2 separate regions of the Homo sapiens genome follow, and region 2 is linked to region 1. Evidence: read pairs that join two places in POLR2A ChIA-PET (ENCODE). Cell type or tissue: Panc1. All regions are shown on one strand. Each heading gives the region's core, and the rest is flanking DNA. Links, peaks and the distances in the headings are about the cores only. Region 1 has its middle 8.4 kb from the start of TBCE. Region 2 overlaps TBCE (tubulin folding cofactor E).

Evidence for each region. ChIA-PET counts read pairs that join two places held together with the same protein. Peaks named below come from ENCODE experiments on the same cell type or tissue, not always from the same donor. Only the 100,000 strongest peaks of a DNase experiment are listed, where the experiment ranks them.
Region 2: POLR2A ChIA-PET joins it to region 1 with 7 read pairs; 16 of 35 experiments call an interaction of 5 or more read pairs at or near these places.

What each region holds. Positions count from the first base shown.
Region 1 is chr1:235,357,645-235,360,461 of GRCh38, reverse strand. It overlaps the pseudogene LOC100418822. Among named protein-coding and RNA genes, the nearest start is that of TBCE, 8.4 kb to the left of the region's middle. In Panc1, for the core only: no CTCF peak of the experiment used is centred there; no DNase peak of the experiment used is centred there; H3K27ac peaks cover 321 bases.
Region 2 is chr1:235,407,541-235,410,357 of GRCh38, reverse strand. All of the region lies in intron 3 of TBCE (tubulin folding cofactor E), which reads right to left. Among named protein-coding and RNA genes, the nearest start is that of TBCE, 42 kb to the right of the region's middle. In Panc1, for the core only: no CTCF peak of the experiment used is centred there; no DNase peak of the experiment used is centred there; H3K4me3 peaks cover 229 bases; H3K27ac peaks cover 2,500 bases.

The DNA of each region.
Region 1 (2,817 bases), core at 211-2,710:
GGGGTCCAGATACAACTCCCCCACCAGCCACCTCACCAGAGTAGAGCTGTGAGTGAGGGTGAGGGACCCCAGGAGGGGTCAAGGCTGGTCTTGAACTTCTGGGCTCAAGCGATCCTCCCGCTTCGGCCTCCCAAAGTGTTAGGATTACAGGCATGAGCCACCGTACCCGGCCAGTAATTTTACTTTTGATAAACCCCAAACAGGAAACAATTCAAATGGCTATCAAAAGATGAATGAATAAATTGTGATATATTCATAAATGGAATTCTCCTCCACAATAAAAGGGAGTGAATGGAGGATCTATGCAACAACATGTATGAATCTCAAAATAATTATGCTAAGTATAAAAAAAAAACAAATAGCCAGGCGTGGTGGCTCACACCTGTAATTCCAGCACTTTGGGAGGCCCAGGCAGGCCGATCACTTGAGGTCAGGAGTTCGAGACCAGCCTGGCCAATATGGTGAAACCCCATCTCTACTAAAAATACAAAAATCAGCTGGGCATGGTGGCTCTCACCTGTAGTCCCAGCTACTCGGGAGGCTGGGGCAGGAGAATCCCTTGAACCCAGGAGGTGGAGGTTGCAGTGAGCCAAGACTGCACCATTGTACTCCAGCCTGGGCGTCACAGCGAGACTCTGTCTCAAAAAAAAAAAAAAAAAAATGCAAAACACTGAGAGGTTACTTTGGATGGGTTGTGAAACTGAAAGGGGTGAATGGGATGACTCTAAATAATGGTCCAGGACCCATCCCCTCCGTGTTAGGCTGTTCTTGTGTTGCTATAAAGAAATACTTGGCCAGGCATGGTGGCTCACGCCTGTCATCCCAGCACTTTGAGAGGCCGAGGCAGGCTGATCACCTGACGTCAGGAGTTCGACACCAGCCTGGCTAACATGGCGAAACCCCGTCTCTACTAAAAACACAAAAATTAGCCGGGCATGGTGGCGCACATCTGTAGTCCCAGCTACTTGAGAGGCTGAGGCAGGAGAATGGCTTGAACCAGGGAGGCGGAGGTTGCAGTGAGCCGAGATCATGCCACTGCACTCCAGCCTAGGTGATTGAGCAAGACTTCATCTCAAAAAAATAAAAAACACAAATAAACAAATAAATACTTGAGGCTGGGTAATTTCTAAAGAAAAGAGATTTAATTTGTTCACGGTTCTGGACAGTACAAGAAGTGTGGTGCTGGCATATCCTTCTGGTGAGGGCCTCAGCAAGCTTACAATCGTGGTGGAAGGCGAAGGGGGAGCAGGTGTGTCACATGGCAAAAGCCAGAGCAAGAGAAAGCTAGTGGGGAGGTGCCACATACTTTTAAATAACTGGATCTCCCATGAACTAACTGAGGGAGAACTAACTTATCACCAAGAGGATGGTGTCAAACTATTAATGAGTTTAATATGATAGAATCACCCCTATGATAGAATCACCTCCCACACTAGGCTCTACCTTCAACACTGGAGATTACATTTCAACATGAGATTTTGGGGGAAAAAATATCCAAACCCTATCACCCTTCATTTTTGCATCTAACGTCTGGAAGCTGTGGCTTCCTCCACCTTATCTCAGCTCCCCCCAAAATTTTCTGAACTCTTACCCATTTGCTGTAACTTCCTTGATCATAAATACAAGAGTCCAATCCAATACAACCGAAACCTCTTCTGATTTTTTTTTTTTTTTCAGATGGAGTCTCACTTTGTCACCCAGGCTGGAGTGAAGTGGCATGATCTCGGCTCACTGCAACCTCCACCTCCCGGGTTCAAGCAATTCTACTCCTCAGCTTCCCGTGTAGCTGGGATTACAGGCACGCACCAGCACACCCAGCTAATTTTTGTATTTTTAGTAGAGATGGGATTTCGCCGTGTTGGCCAGGCTGGTTTTGAACTCCTGACAGGTGATCTACCTGCCTCAGCCTCCCAAAGTGGTGGGATTACAGGCGTGAGCCACCACACCCGGCCTTTTTTTTTTTTTTTTGAGACAGGGTCTCACTCCATTGCCCAGGCTGTAGTGAAGTGGCATGATCTTAGTTCACTGCAACCTCTGCCTCCCAGGTTCAAGCCATTCTCCAGCTTCAGCCTCCCTAGTAGCTGGGACTACGGGCATGTTCCACCATGCCTAATTTTTTTTTTTTTGGTAGAGACGGGATTTCACCATGTTGCCCAGTCTGGTCTCGAACTCCTGAGCTCAAAGTGATCGCTAGCCTGGTCCTCCCAAAGGGCTGGGATTGCAGGCGTGAGCCATCTCACCCAGCCTTCCGCATTCTATTGTTTCATCTTTTTGTACTGTACATTAGATCTACAGAGTACTCTGCAGGCAGTTAAGTTATAAAATGGTGAGGAAATAGCTCCAATCTCCATATCTCTTTCTTTGGCATGACTGAAGTCAGAGTTGGGGTGGGGTTAGACTGGACTCGCCCCCATCAATTTCAGCATATTTTCATCCAATGTACAGGCAGCTGCCCCTACCTTTTGATACCCTCTTCCTTACCAATGCCAAAATGAAACAAAACAAAACAATACCCACTTGAGACAGACTTTAAGGTGGCCCTGTGACCCCTGCCTCCGGGTATTCAGCCCCGTATAATTCCCTAATCCCCTTTCCTTGAGTGTGGGCAGGGTCTGTGACTTGCTTTTAACCAATAGACAATGATAAAAATAATGGGATGTCATTCCTATGATTACATTTTTATAAGACTGTCTTGTTAGCTGCCTGACACTAGAGCCTGCCTGTCTCTCTGTGTGGGTCTCTGTCTTTCTTCCTGGCTTCGAGGAAGCAATCTACTGTGAATCCTACAGCTGAAAGCAAATGAATTCTACCAAGCCG
Region 2 (2,817 bases), core at 33-2,532, 50 kb before region 1:
TTGTTTAGCATATACTCAAGAAATAACCATAAAAATGGGCACCCAGCAGTCCTCGGGACTGTTCTGCCTATGGAGTAGCCATTCGTTATTCCTTTATTATAATTTTTTTTGGAGATAGAGTCTCCCTCTGTTGCCCAGGCTGGAGTGCAGTGGGGTGATCTTGGCTCACTGCAACCTCAGCCTCCCTGGTTGAAGCAATTCTCCTGCCTCAGCCTCCCGGGTTGAAGCAATTCTCCTGCCTCAGCCTCCTGAGTAGCTGGGATTACAGGCGTGCAACACCACGCCCGGCTAATTTTTGTTTCTGTTTTTTTTGTTTTTGTTTTTGTTTGAGACAGAGTCTCACTCTGTCACGCAGGCTGGAGTGCAGTGGCACGATCTCGGTTCACTGCAATCTCCAACTCCCGGGTTCACGCCATTCTCCTGCCTCAGCCTCCCAAGTAGCTGGAACTACAAGCACCCGCCACCACGCCTGGCTAATTTTTTGTATTTTTAGTAGAGACGGGGTTTCACTGTGTTAGATAGGATGGTCTCGAACTCCTGACCTCAAGTGATCCGCCCACCTCGGCTTCCCAAAGTGCTGGGATTACAGGCATGAGCCACGGCGCCAGGCCCTAAATCTACACTTTTTAAAACAGTGGTAATAAACAAGTTTTAAAACCATGGTAAAAAAACAAGAAGTCATGAACAGATCTTTATTACTGTTGAGTTTAGTTGCAGGCAGATGAAAGGAGAGTTAGGAATGTTGTTAGGTAGTTGCAAAACGGATGCTATGCCCTTTACAGATCAAAGACTAACACTAAAGATCAATATTTTCTGGAACATTTCCAGCAGGTTTCTCAGAAAACAAAACAGCCTCAACAAATAGTGAAAAACCCTAGCTGAATGGGTGCCCATCAATAACAACAAATCTCCAAGAGGTAAACTGTAATAATTTACATAGACTCCACTGAGATTCTACATTAATATATTAAGAAACTGTATCCAAACACTGAAATTCCAAACCATGTCTAAAGAGAAAAATGTTGGTGAGGAGGAGAATACAGGGAGGGGTGTCCAAAAACGTTTCTCTTGGAAGCATTTGGCCTGTTCAGGTTCCTTCCTCCTTCTGCCTACCAATTACACATGCTGCTGGTAAAATCATCATCCTGACCCATGGCCCTTGTGGAAACAGCATGTGCTCATAAAACCCAGTTATCAAGATTCATTCTGTCCTATGTCCCCATCAGGACTGCCACATAGAATCGAAGATGCTCAGTTAAGCTTGTATTTCAGATAAACAGCAAATCATTTTTAAGTAAGTATGCCCCCATGCATGTCTCATACTTATACTAAAAAAAAAAAAAAAAAAGATTGGCTGTTTATCTGAAATCCAAAGTTCACTATGCATTTGGTATTTTTGTTTGCTGAATCTGGCAACACTACACAAAGGTAAAGGGTCCCCAACAGACTCCCAGACTTCCACAGTAAGCTTCTTTCTTGTTGGAGCTTTGGATACAAGCTACTGGAAAAGGCCAGGTCTCTGGGGAGTTTCTAATAAATACTGTTGATCTTGATACCCTGTTTGTTTCAGGAATGTTTAGTGTTCAGCAAGGTTGCATAACTAGCTGTTCATCAGGAGAGGAGAACTCAGCTTTCGTGCAGTGTTCAGCGCTGTAACATCTAAAGAGCTGACCCAGAGAGGTTGTTTTCCTGTGAGTAAAGCAGTACAGTAGATAAGCACCTTGCTGTAGACTGCTCTTTTTGTTTGCTTCTCTAATCAGCTGAATTTAATATTCATCTCAACTGCTTTTGCGTTGACACAATTATGATTTTGCTCTGATTCAAGAAAACCTTCCAAAAATGAAGCAGAGCTACCACCTTTTTGAACAGAGATGCGCCTTGCCCACATACTATCATTACATTTCCTGATTAAAAAAAAAAAAAAATCTTCCAACACTTTACACCACACCAAGAGAATATTTTATACCAATCCATTAATGCTCAGCCAAGATCCTCAAAACACTTTACAACTGGCTTATGACACACAAAAGATGAATAAATCAAGGGCTTTCTTTTTTTAGTTTAATTTTTAATTTTTGTGGGTACATACAATATTTTGATACAGGCACACGTGTAACAATCACATCAGGGTGAATGGGGTATCTATCACTTCAAACATTTATCCTTTCTTTCAAACACTTATCCTTTATTGCTAGGGCTTTGTTTCTTAAATTGTCAACCATCCATTTCCTAAGATGTCCATTACCACAGACACAGGCTGGAACAGCACGACCTCTCTGATGCTAAGTATTAAAGTTAGATTCTGCTCCCTAGTGTTGAAGAAAAGTCAGATTTTAAGATTTATTTCTCACCAGAAAAGAGAACTTCTACCATTGCTTGGAAACAGAAGCACTGAAATAAAAGGTGAGTGGGCAGAATACTGACACACACAGCTCTGTTCAGAGCATACTCTGGGGTTTAGGTTGAAAGAAAAAAAAAACTGAAAACCACTCTGCTGTCTACGGACAAGGTAAAGAGGACTTCAAGGTTACTTACCATATTTGAACCCCTCAACTACCCCTTCAACAAGAAGTAGAGAGCAGGAGTACCTAGGAAGGACACGGGTGACTGGCGCACGGCCATAAATCTTGGATAAATCTTGGGAAAGTTGATTACAGAAACTGGGTCATTCTTGTCATACCCAACTAAATCAGAGTCAAGGGACCAAGGGGAAAAAGTGCTCGGGGCACACAACACCTGCTCCAAGAATTCAGTTTATTACAAGCCCAGCTGCTGAGACTGCCTGTTGTAACCTGAAGCCAGTTTTATTTAATAGCT